3 separate regions of the Homo sapiens genome follow, and regions 1 and 3 are each linked to region 2. A link is a loop called in an ENCODE intact Hi-C map of the cell type or tissue named here. Cell type or tissue: A673. All regions are shown on one strand. Each heading gives the region's core, and the rest is flanking DNA. Links, peaks and the distances in the headings are about the cores only.

Region 1 (4,000 bases), core at 1-4,000, 68 kb before region 2:
GTTACAGTCAGGATGCCACCCAGGGCTGTGGTCTCATCTGAAGGCTTGACTGGGGCTGGGAGCATCTGCTTTCAATCTCACTGAGCTGTAGCTCACCTTAATTCTTCACCACTTGAACTTTTCTACAGAGTTACCTCAGAATATGGCAGCCGACTTCCCCCAGGGCAAGCAATTCAAGAGAGGATGACAGAAGGCATCCAAGATGAAAATTACATCCCATCTAATCTAATCTTCAAAGTGCCATTCCATCACTTCTGCCATATTCTGTTCATTGGGAGAAAGCCAACAAGTCCAGCCCACATTCACAGGGAGAGTTATGTACAAGGGCATAAATACCAGGAAGAGGGGATCATCGGGGGTCATCTTGGAGGCTGCTTACCCCAGAAGCACTTACCATGGATTATCTAATCCTGCCGAGTGGGGTCTGGGATGGCAAAAACATTACTATTTCTGCATTAAAAGATCTGAACATTCTCACTAGCTGCCATAAATAATGACTATAAATAGCCTTATGTCAGTTTAGGCAGGTTCTGCTTCCAAATGAGTTATAAAAAAACTTTTGATTTTCAGAGATTTTTAGGTTTCAAAAGTATGAAAAAAGATTGGAGATCTGTATTATTATCCCTCACTCTACAGATAACAGGTGCCAGGGCACAGGGAGGTTAAATGTGTGTATATATGCTGTGTGTCTTTGTATGGGCACAGGCAACAATAGAGACCCACATACATCAAGCTCTTAACACTGGTGTTCCCATATCATTAGAAGTGGAAGGATAGAGGTTTCTATACATGTCTTCATGAAATATTACAAAATCATGCAGTAGTCCTCTTTGTAATTTTTAAATTAATAAAATACATTAATATTGAAGGGTTAAGAGGTATTTCTGCCATAAGACAAGCAGTTTACATTTATGTTACAAGAGCCAAAGACTGCACACAGAGTAATGTTCGCTTCTAACATGCAGGATTGTTTGAACCTTGCATATCATAAAATGGAAGAAAAGAGTAAGAATAACAAAAAAAAATAAGAGAAACAAAAGTGTGGTAAATTAGAGGCATTTCCTCAGCTTACATATGGTTGGGAGTAGTCAAGACAGGACAGAAATGAGCCTGCTGTTTTATAAAACACCAAAGAATGTGTTGGGGTGTAGTGGAGGAAGAATTCTGATTTGATATGATTTTCGTGTGAGTTAATGAAAAACACTGCATCATTTAAAGGTTGGCCAGCCTTAATTAGAACACAAATAGTGGTTAAACTGAAACTTTATTTCTGCCTTTTAAGCTATTCTCTCTCTTCTGGTTTGCACTGATTCTTAATCGGAATTTTGAATATGTATTAAATATTATAGGAAGGAGGGAGTTAGTCCTTTATTTCAGATTTTACTTTTTTATGATCTGTTTAAACAGATAAAAACTGACTTTAATAACTGCAAGCGATATTAGCTACAGTGAATGGCCCTACTTCTGATTCTGTATATGTTTAACAAATTAAGCATTTCGCCTTTATGATTAAAGGTAAAGTGCTTAGCCAGGCACGCGGAGAAATTCATACAATCTCCTTTAAGGGACACTGATAAGCCAAATGTCATTGGCTTCTATTGTAATACTGGAACTTTAATGTAACACCTCAATTCCAAATACATTCCCTTCAGATGGTGAAGTGGCTTTGAGACTGTGACATGGCAGACATCTTTTTTCAAAGCACATTTTCTTTTCAGGGCCCGGATAGAAAAGGAAATTTGCAGGAATGCCAACAGGGCAGCCAAGGCTGTCTTGTCATGCCTCAGCCTGCCACGAGGTGGCGATAAGCCCCAATGGCAATTACATATTTTTTATTAATAAGCCAAATGGGCATTCTCTTAAATTTGTGATATGACTATTGTAGGCCTCAAGGAACTCATTCATTCTACCACCCAAGAACCACCTTTTTCCCCAAGAGAAAAGTATGCCTGAGTGGATTTGCTTTAGCAATGTATTTTTAAGGTATAATGAAGGATGATACTAATAATAAGAGCCAACAGTTTATGCACTTGAGATGGTATGGTGTGGGTGTAAAGATCAACCACCCAACTAGGTTCAACTCCCAACTCTGCTACTTAATGGCTGTGGTGTCTTGGGCAAATTATTTGTCCTCTCTGTGTCTTAGTTTCCTCATGTATAAAACATACAATAACAGAACCTAACTCAGAAGGTTGATGGAAGGCAGTAAAGTCCTTGGAATACCGCATGGCACATAGCAAACATTTCTTAAGAGGTAACTATCATCCCTATGTGCACCCTGAGAATGGATCCTTTTCTAGCTATTACAGTGAATCCTGCCAACAACCCTGAGAGTAAGGACCAGCATTAGACCCATTTAACAGATGAGGAAACCAAAGCTAAATAAGTGAAATGAATTACCCAGGGTCCGAGTCTATGGTAGAGCTAAGACGTGAAATCATATCTACCCAACTCTAAATCATGTTCTTAACCACTATAATATATCATACAGGCCCAATATTACAAGCAATAAAAATCAAGAACTGCAGAATTCAAACTGAGAGAATAGCAATCGCACTCCTCTCCTCCCTCCAATAAAATGGGTCTTCGTCTCTCAAACATAATTCTATTTCCCTTCCTTTACATGGTTTAGCTCCCCTAAATTAAATTTTTGCCCTAACATGTATTCCTGAAACCCACAGGAGGTTATCTATAACCTACAATAACCTAAATCTTTAAAAATTTCTGAGATACAGTTTTGAGATGAATTTAAGAATCTCCCATTAAAACAAGGTTAGATTATTTAAAAGCCAAGAAAAGACGATTCCACAATTCTGCACAAGATAAAAATAGAATTCCAAGTCCTCTACCCAAAAAAACTGCACCGCCTTCCAACGGCTGGGGTTTTTTTCCTCCTGTCAGTCCTTGAAATGACCTTGGTTTAATTACCTGCATCTCAATGAGTGAATCTACATAGAAAGTGAAGGTTAATTAATGAAGGATCGTTTCTTTCTCTAAGCCCACCAGGCAGTGGCTGACAGCAAGTCTTGTCCACGCAGTATCATCCTATATCTCATTAGAAATGGTCAGATTGATGTACTCGCTTTGGACCAAGGGAAAGAAAGAAAATAGTTTACTAATGATGGCCACTTGCAGTGAGCAGTCACAAAGCTTCCCACCTGGCACCTCTAACCTTGAATGACACTGCCCCTGAATTCATAGACTCCAAAATGTTAGTCCCAGGTAGAAATGCAGAATCAATTCTAATGAGGTTCAGACACTTGTATAGCAGCTGCAGTATAGTCACACAACTCCTATATTATTATTCTCTTAACATCCCTTGTGTTTATATTATTTTTAAAAAATATATTTGTTCTAGAACAGTTGTTCTAGAACAGTTTGTCAATCTCAGCATTGATGATATTTGAGCCCGATAGTTCTCTGTTGTTGGGGGCACCCAGTGCACCGTAGGATGTGTAGCAGCATCCCTAGCCTCTACCCACTGGTTGCAACGGCCAGAGATTTCTCCAGACATTGCCAGATGTCCCCCAAAAGGCATAATTGATCCACATGGGAACCATTGGTCTAGGAAGAAATGAAATTTTTACAGTTTGTTTTAGGTTTTCATGTTGAAATAATTTCAGACTTAGAGGGAAAAAAGTTGCAAAACTAGTATACCTGTACACTCTTCACCCAGATTCCAGATTCCCAAAATGCTTCCATTTCACATAACTATAGTCCAATTATTAAAAAGCAGGAAATTAACATAAATATAATACTGTTCAGTAATTTACAGATCTTACTCAAATATAACCAAATGCCCATCAATGTCATTTCTGGTCTAAGACTCAATCCAGGATCCAAACCAAGACCCAACCCAGGACCCAAACCAAGACTCAACCAGGGATCCAAACCAAGACCCAACCAAGGATCCACACTAAGACCCAACCCAGGATCCACACCAAGATCCAACCCAGGACCCAAACCAAGACCCAACCCAGGACCCAGGACAAGACCCAAC
Region 2 (5,233 bases), core at 489-4,488:
AAGAAAGAAAGAAAGAAAGAAAGAAAGAAAAGAAAAGAAAAGAAAGAAAGAGAAAAAGAGAAAGAGAAAGAGAAAGTCAGGCATCTAGTGGCCCTGCAACTAGGGAATGGCACAGAGTCCAGCAATGCCCAGCCCCAAATTCCCAGCAGCACAGAAGGGTCCTCCCCACCTGCTGGAACCTGTGAGGGGCCACTCTGCCATTTCACCTCAACAGCTCCTCTTGCCCAGTGGGTTCAAATTCACCTGGGTCCCACAATTTTCATGCTTTGATGCAGGAAGCACACGAAAAACGATCCTGAATATCACAGACATTCTGGCTTTTCATCTTCAGAGTCCAAGAAACTGAAAACAAAAACTAAATTTTCTGTAGCTTTCTAAAATCTATTTTCACGTTTTCTTCCTGGCTACCTGATGGCTTGCATCGGGATTTCTCAGCCTGGGCACTATTGATATTTGAGGCCGAATAATTCTTTGTTGTGGGGCTGTATTTTTTATTATGGGATGTTTAGTAGCGTGCCTCGTTTTTACTCAATTGATGCTACAGGCCCCCCACCACCTCCACCCCCGCCCGCAGTTGTAACAATCAAAAATGTCTTTAAAGGTCCCCTGGGAGCAAAACTGTTCCTGGTTGAGGACCACAGGATTACACAGATTTCTCTTTCCCAACTATTCTGTTTGGTTTTCCCAGATATTCCATTGTTGACTTTACCCAGCCTCCAACGCAGGATCCCAGGAGCCATTTAATTTTTAAATCCTTGGTCAACCATTAATACATATATGTTGTATCTATAGCTGTACTCTATTAATAAATCCTTCCATTTCCTTTTGGAAGAGAGGAAATGATTTTCTGCAGGTTATCACAAAATATCGGCTTGCAGGACGTACCAGGAAGCCAAGGAGGCTCCTTTCTGGAGAGTTCGGCCACTCTCCCCAGCACCAGAGCGTGTGCTGCACTACCTAACCTTTGCAGCTGCACAACGATGATCCGTCATTTCAGAAAAATAGGGAAAGAGCCTCGAATCCTTACTGCCCTCTAGAGAAATTCCGGCAGAAGAGCTCAATCTGTCGCAGTCAGCAGAAAAACAACGCTGCCAGAGGCAACTGCGGCTGGCAGTTGTAAAGCAAACAATTTATTTGCTGAATTTTTTGAAAGACGAGTCTAGCAGACCCTTCCTTTACAATCTCACACCTGAACAAGAAGCCGATGTGGGCTGGCACGTTGACGCAATCATAATTTTGCCAATTCCAGGTCTACCGCCAACGCGATGATTTTATGCCCACTGATGAATCAAATTCTGATATTCTACAAAGTAACTGTAGATCATGTTTTAAATGCAAATTCTCAAGTTTATACAAATGTCTTCTCTAGCCTTTGTTTACTGGCCTACCAACGGTGATATAAACAAAGATTTCTTTTTCTTGCTCCTCAGAAAAAACAGGACTGAAAAAATATTCACTAATTCTTCATGTTTGTATTAGGTTTTGGTGGGTGAGGACTTTTGGACACATTTTGGAGTTTAGAGTGACTTTTTTTTAATCTTCTGGGGGTGGGGCATGGTGGCTCATGCCTGTATTCCCAGCACTTTGGGAGGCCAAGGCAGAAAGATCACTTGAGCTCAGGAGTTCAAGACCAGCCTGGGCAACGTAGTGAAACCTCATCTCTACAAAAAATGTAAAAATTAGCCAGGCGTGGTGGCCCATGTTTGTAGTCGTAGCTACTCAGGAGGCTGAGGCAGGAGGATCCCCCTTGAGCCCAGGAGGTTGCAGTGAGCTATGATTGTACTGCTACACTCCAGCCTGGCAACAGTATGAGATCCTATCTAAAAACAACAACAACAAAAAAAAATTTAACTAACTTTGGTTGCTGTTGTTTTGATAAAGACTTTCCTGTTACTTAATGGCCATCTATATTCCAAGGAGAGCTTCGTCACTGAGATTAAAGTGAGCTTTCCCTACCAAAGTCCTGAAAAAGTTGTGCCAGGTCTAACTCACGTTTCTAGCACAGCTGAACATCAAAAGAAGTAAGTTTGAAAAGTATATGCTTGAAGACATACACTAGATAGAAAATCTTGCAGGTTTAATCAGAACTTTCAAATCATTGTTTTCATTATGACAGGCAACAGCAAAAAATGCTGAATGTTTATGCCTAATGGGTTTGCCCTTTGCCAGACAAATCCTTTTAGCTATGGCAGGAAACATAATTTTTATGGGCTCTTGGAGAGAGTGCACACTGCCCTCTAATGGTGACATGTGCTCACAATTTTATGGGGTCCCTTGATCAGGTTTCAGGAGGCTCTAAGTAGAATGTTATTACCAAAGGTAGACCATAATCCTGTAGATTGATGGCAGCCAATGGTTATTTTTACTATTTCCATTTTTTCCACCCTCTTGACAAGGAAATAAGATATTTGGTCCTTTCCTTTGTTATCAATAGCTGTGAGAATAATTTTGCTAAGATGGAAATATGTCAGAGTAATACTTAGAATATTTGAACTCCATCAGGCACAAAATAATATGCACACACATACCACAGGTATAAACCCTCAATGAAATAATGGTTTACTGCAGAATAAAAGACATTTCTCTATGGATATGAACTATCAATAAATAAGCTACTAAGGTATCAGAAACTTTCAGATTCAAAATTAACAAAAATAAATAAATAAAATAACATGGGAGGGTGGGAGGATTTGGGGGTTTAAGGGATGCTTTAGCTAAAATCTATACAGATATTCTTTAAATGAATGAGACAGAAAATAGAATAAATTTTCCCCCAAGCCTTTTTGAAAGTCAAGATACAGATACTGGTTCATTTTGACCTCTTTCAAAATATATGAATTTATCATATTTAATTATTTTCATCTACCAAATGACAAATGCCTCCTAACTTTGCTAATTGCCCACAGCTAAGAAAGGGAAACAGGGGAGAATAAAAGCCAGCACATTCACTGTCACAGCAAAGCTCCTGGAACTGTATCCAAACAGGAGCTGTTGATCTGTGGAAATGTAAATGTCATTTCTAAATATAGCATTGGGAAGCCAGAGAATCAGCATTTCTATGGATGAAACACCTTTTTGGGAAGTAACACGTGCAAGCCAATGCTTCCCTATGACACATGAGAGAGACAGGAATCTTCCCGCCCAGCCCTGCATCTGCAGGGGCTTAGAAATGCCACGTGCGTGCACAGAACCCTGCTCATTCTCCCCGACTTCCTTAACCTGCTCCTGCACCAGACCGTGAATCAAAGCAAATCATCTCCTGTGCCTCTCCCTCCTTGTCTTAAAAAATAAAAAGCAGAATTTCATTCTGACGTGCATGAATTCCTTACGAGTTAGAGATGCTCTCAACCTCACAAATGAAACCTGAAGATAAAGCCATATGCTGGGCCTCACCAGTGAGTCTGTAACGGGGTGTGGGGATGACTACACAACCCTACACAACCATCAGCTACGAGGACCCAACCACTGGCCCTGGCCCTGACCATCATCTCAGCCTTGACCTCCGCTATTCTTTCCTCCCTCTACCACTCTGGAATGCTTTTAGGTTCTTGAATATGCCATCCTCTTTCCCTCCTGGGTCCTTTGTGCTGTTCTCTTTGCCTAAAATCTTCTCCTACACACTTTGCATTTTCTCTCATCTTTTTCACCTCGTATTATTTGTCACTTTCTAGCAGAAGCATTTGTGACATCCTTAACTATAAAAGGTCTCCAGGCCCCTTGGCTTTAGTCTGTTTCAGCCAGATTGAGTGTGCAACTTGTGCTCAGAAGGACCCCGGACTTCTTTAATGTTTGGCTATAGCCATTTAAAATTCTTAAGTTTTTTTTGAACGAGGGTTCATGCATTCTCATTTTTCACTGGGCCCCACATAGCCAGCCCTGATCACAGACCTTGGCTTTCCTCATAAAACAAAATTCTTAATTGTTGATTTGTCCATTTATTGGCAGTTGGGAGTGGATGGGGGGAGGCAGAGGGCTGGTCTATTTTCTCCATTAGGGCAGAAATCATGTCTGTCTTGTTTATTGTCTAATCCAGAGCTGTCCAGTAGAATTTTCTGTGATGATGGAAATGTTCTGTATCTTTGCAGTCCAATATGTTAGCTACTAGCCATCTGTAGCTACTGAACACTTGAAATGTACCTAATGCAAAGGAGGAACAATTTTTTTATTTTATTTCATTTTAATTAATGGAAATTAAAAGTTAAATAGCCTCATATGGCTGGTGGCTACCATATTGGACAGGTCTCACCCTAAGGCCTAGCCCAGCAACTGGTAAATGCACAGAGGATATTATGTTCTTTTTAAAAGCTCCATGGCAGTAATATGGCACTTTGACATGCATCAGAATTTCAAAAATTTAGGTATCCCTGTTCCCACCCTTTAAAACTCTGATATAAAAAATTTGCAAAAGGTCCAGGCCCCTGATATACCTCAAAGACTCAGGAGGAATCTCAATTGCTCAAATATGAGTATGTTCTATGGAAGAAGCTTCTTGGCATCAATTATTCAAATCTTTTTAACACTTCCAAGTCAAATAATAGCAATACAAAAATCACCCTTATGAGAATTTTGCTACCCAAAAAATGTTCCAGCCACAACTAATGGCTTATTTCAAGCAATACCTAACCCAATAAAATTCCAATGGAGAAAATACATTTTGATCACCCCTTTGGTTTTATTGTAATAAACTCTGACCTATTACTTAGACTTTGAGAGGTCAAGAGTGATAGATGGCTCTTTTGTCAAGACTCAGAAGTATTGATTAAATGTATTTATAACACCTGGCATTAGGTAAATGGCAGGACTTTATTAAGGAGATGTATAGAGCTCAATTAGGACAGTGAGAAAATAGGAATGTCTTTGTCCCTAAATATGGAGTGTATTTTTTAGTGACTTGATATAATCTTATTCTTTCTTCTCACACACAGACAGACAAAAATGTAAAAGGCTGTTAGTGTCCCAGCCCCCCTTGATGTACCTTTGTCTTTAACCATTATTGTAATTCGACCCTCTAACAAGAGCACTTTTTCCTCCACTGAGCTATCAAAGACACCTTCCTAATCAACATCACACACAGTAGCATAATAGATGGCACCAGAATGAACACAAGGATGAGCCGTAATTCACTCTGGGGCTCTGCTGATGTCATAAACTGCACGACCAGCTTTATGGAGAAAGGCTGAGCCCAGAAAGTGAATTCCGATCTCAGCTCACTCTGGGAGCCATCTGTTAAGGA
Region 3 (4,000 bases), core at 1-4,000, 910 kb before region 2:
TAACAATAATTATCTCAATCATACCAATAGAAAGTTATAGTGCTAACTATGCAGTAGTTACAAATTTAATACAAAATGATGCAGAAACAGGGATGAATATTCCATTTTCAGTCTTTTATAACTGCAGAAGAAAAAAGCAACACTGCCACTTGCTTTTTGTTTGGAGATGTTAAGCCTCACAAATTTTATTTCTTGTTGTTGGCTAAACTGCTTAAGATTGTTCTCGTGTTTAAAAAGCCAGGGGTGGGCCATAGAAATGGATGGATGAGGACATCAGCTTTTATGGGGGAATTCACAGCATTTCAATAGACTCTGTGTTTACCTGAAAGTCTTGGGCCAATGGAGAAATGAGAAATTGGCTTTCTATGGAAATACTGAGAAAAGGCCTCCAAGGGGGAGACACAGTAAAAGCTTCTTTTACCTAACTGTTTTCTTGTTGGAAATGGCTACCCACAGTGCAGCTGGGGGCTTAGCAAGCTGTGGTTCTCATTTTGCCCAATCTTGTTTTGAATCAGCTGATTCATTAAACTGCACTGATTAAGTCTGTATTAGGTAGTTCATATTACTAGACTAACAGATACTAGACTGTATTAGAAAGTCTCCAAAATGGTGTAGAAAACTCAGGTGCTGACCAGAGACAAGGAAAGTAACACTAAATTGTTCAATAAATATGAATATTTTAGAATATCTTCATCACTGTAAAGAAAGATGCTCTCTCTTATTTTTCTCGAATTCTCAGTCTGTTTTCTCACTTTTGAGAGACATTACTATAGGAGACAACTCATTTTCTTTATGAAAAGAAAGACCCAAACACAATGATAAATGGCTAGTGATGTTTGGCCTCAGGGAGACAATAGAAAGAGGTAGGTATTGGGGAGAGTTGCTGAGTGAATGCCCTGCTGGAAAGAGGTGGCAACAACATAGCTCCAGCTAATCTCGTCATCTGCGAATATAGAACCAATGCGGTAGATGTTTGGATTTTGCAAAAGAATATGAGAAATTGAATTTTTATGCGAAATCACCTGATTGACAAATTTTGGCAATGCTGTGTACATTATTATTACGATTATCTATTTATTTAGTGGTTTGTGTGGGCCGAACAAATAAGTCGGCAAGCCGAATTCATTTGCCCCTGTGCCAACTGTTGTAAAGTTTGATCTTGCTTAATGCATCTCAATGTTTCCCATCTCTCAATTTGAATTATAATAGGTGCCAGCTGAGACCATGTGGTTGGTGCAGCACACACACAGCTCTGTTCCTTGAAAGCTACTCAAAGCAAATGTTCTAATCACAGGTGAGAGGCCCTCAGCCTATAGGCGTAGTCTTTAGAAAACAAATTTAGTGCAGAATAAAGGACAACATCATGACTTGAAAGAACCAGACTTGAGACTGTTTGTAAAGTGCAGCCTGCCATTTGCGGCTCCTTCAAAGGAGCCTCGGCTTTCTCACTCTTAAAAAGGAGGGTGTTGGGCTAGCCAGTCTCCTTTCTCCCAAAGTAAAATACTTGTCTGTATTGTTCAGGGAGGAGAATCTATGCTTTGGGATGTGAAAGCCTAGGTCTGACTCTCCTTTCTAACATAAATTAGATTTGCATAACTTCCTTCAACCTTAGTTTTTTTGTTTGCAAAGGTGAGGATAAAACCAGTAATGATATCACAGGATTATGTGAAACTTAAATGAGATAGTAAGTCAGATAACTCTGTGTAAACCAGGGGTTACAAGCAGGGGCAGTGGATCAAATGTAGCCCTTAGCCATATTTTGTTTGGCCCATGAATTGTTTCAAAATCAGAGAAATTTCACACTTAAGGATAGATGCCTTCTGAGAAGTTCTGACGTTACTGGCCCTGTGTGGTTGCGTGGCAGAGCTTTACCGCTTTTGCCTCCTCTAGACTGAGCACCAGGGATCTGCCATGGTCCCCATCCACTCCTTATATTGCGCCTGGCTCTCTGCACTTTCTGCCATTATTTGTCTGTGGGTTTGCAGCCCCTGGCAAATTAAGTGATGTGCAACGGTTCACTGGCGTTGCTGTTCTGATTATTGTTGTTCTTCCATCTGTTATCCCTTTCTGCTTGTGAGCCACATATTCGCTTCTTTGGGGCTCAGTTATCTGGTCTTTAAAATGGGAATAATAATATCTCACTTGCCTAGAGCCAGGGGGCTGTCGGGTGAGGCCAGGCCCCTTCTGCTCCCTGAGCGCCCAGAAGTGGGGCGTCCGACCAGCAGAGGGCGCTGGTACGAAAGGCTGCAGGTGCTGGCATCGGCCAAGCGCAGACAGGTGGGGCCGCGGCAGGTGCGGCTCTCGCACTATCCCCCTTTCACAACTTGGGAGGACACAGCTTCACCGGGTGGGCCTGACAGCGAGCAATTACTCATCCATCGATACAGCCGCACATCACCAGCAATGTGACTTTCTGGAATATGTAATGCGACCACAGACTTTCTAATGCCGCAGCCTGACAATCAGACACTAAAAATAACAAACGGGCCCGCTCAGGAACAGAAAGACACGGCCTCTTTGGAAACTGGGGATGGGCCGTTTCCAACTCTGCTCACCGCTGGAGCCCTGCACGGAATTCTCCGGGCGGTGAAGTGAGTCGCCAGGAGCTGCCAGGGGCTGCAGGGAGAGTTCCCGCATTTGAAGGGTGTGTTCACTTTTAGACAACTCAGTCCCAGCAAGATGTAGACAAATTGGAGCAAGTTCAGAGAAGAACAACCCACATGATTAAGGGGAAAGAGGATTGATTTATAGAGAAATATTAAAGCAGCCAAACATGTCTGCGCTGTGTTCTCCAGGTGACAAATCAGAGAGTGACACATTGTGGGGCTCCATGCACCTTTGAGAGGTGTAAACATCAGGGGATGAGAAACTAGCTCAGTGCAAGGAGCTTTTCACAGCATTTTCTAAGATGGCATTAACACCAGAAAATGTTCCTGGCTGGTGAAGGGTTGGTTGGGTCGCACCTATGCTTGAGAACCCTTTGTTGTCCTGATTTTGCCTGGCATAAAATGACATATCCTAGCTAGGGGTTCACATTTGTGGCCTTCAGTGCTCTGGCTGTGGCCTATTTTTCCTTGTATGTTCACGTCCTTGACTTTCTGCCAGGGATTCCGCCACCCCAGTCCCATTTGTCCTCACTCCAGCTTTACCTGACTACCTGTCTTACTCCTCCATCAGGAACTGAAATGCTTAGGAGCCAACAATGGCTTGGCTGGTGAAGTGAGGTGTGGAGAGGGCTGGGGAAGACAACAGGACCAGCAATTGCAAGGTGAGAACAGATGACAGGGACATTCCTTGGGTGTTGACTTCATAGAATGCTGAAATACTAGTGTCTTATTAAAAAGTGAGCTGGCCCCCCACTGTTTTCTATTCCTCATTCTGAGGAAGAGCTAAGGTCGTGCCTTTCTGTCCTCCAGATATGAGTCTCTGGGAATTTGACTGGGGAAGAAGGTCTTGGCCAAAATGAAGAATTCTGGGAGAAGAGGAATCAGACATCAGAGACAGGTGTTTGGCCTTAGGGGAAAAAGGGCAGGAGCTCAACCCTAGGAGAAAGACTGGGAATTAGGCCTGGGACCCCTCTTTTCCCATCCCTATGAAACCATTTTTTAAATTTTTTTTTTTTTTTTTTGAGACGGAGTTTTGCTCCTGTTGCCCAGGCTGGAGTGCAATGGCGCGACCTCGGCTCACCACAACCTCCGCTTCCTGAGTTCAAGCTATGCTCCTGCCTCAGCCTCCTGAGTAGCTGGAATTACAGGCATGTGCCACCATGCCCGGCTAATTTTGTATTTTTAGTAGAGATGGGGTTTCTCTCCATGTTGGTCAGGCTGGTCTCGAACTCCCGACCTCAGGTGATCCACCTGCCTTGGCCTCTCAAAGTGGTGGGATTACATGTGTGAGCCACCGTGCCCAGCCTTTCTTACATTTTTAATATAGTCTCTTCCTCACTTCTCCCCTCCCAAAGGCAAAAAAAAAATCTAGGATGCCTCCATGATGGAACTCT

What was found. A loop is a pair of places that touch in the nucleus more often than their neighbours do. Peaks named below come from ENCODE experiments on the same cell type or tissue, not always from the same donor. Only the 100,000 strongest peaks of a DNase experiment are listed, where the experiment ranks them.
Region 1: it touches region 2 in a loop (4-fold over the local background); 41 of 110 quality-filtered maps call a loop at or near these places.
Region 3: a loop joins it to region 2, with 5 times the contacts of the local background. A loop is called at or near these places in 47 of 110 quality-filtered maps.

The regions. Positions count from the first base shown.
Region 1 is chr20:52,377,714-52,381,713 of GRCh38, reverse strand. The region is part of intron 4 of LOC105372666 (a long non-coding RNA gene); the gene reads right to left. Among named protein-coding and RNA genes, the nearest start is that of ZFP64, 190 kb to the right of the region's middle. In A673, for the core only: CTCF peaks have their summits at 1,594 and 1,797 (motif pointing right); a DNase peak (open chromatin) is centred at 1,783.
Region 2 is chr20:52,309,339-52,314,571 of GRCh38, reverse strand. All of the region lies in intron 3 of LOC105372666 (a long non-coding RNA gene), which reads right to left. Among named protein-coding and RNA genes, the nearest start is that of ZFP64, 120 kb to the right of the region's middle. In A673, for the core only: CTCF peaks have their summits at 854, 1,053 (motif pointing left) and 2,246 (motif pointing left); DNase peaks (open chromatin) are centred at 1,011 and 2,211; H3K27ac peaks cover 633 bases.
Region 3 is chr20:53,215,497-53,219,496 of GRCh38, reverse strand. All of the region lies in intron 1 of TSHZ2 (teashirt zinc finger homeobox 2), which reads right to left. Among named protein-coding and RNA genes, the nearest start is that of TSHZ2, 250 kb to the right of the region's middle. In A673, for the core only: CTCF peaks have their summits at 2,002 and 2,214 (motif pointing right); a DNase peak (open chromatin) is centred at 2,216.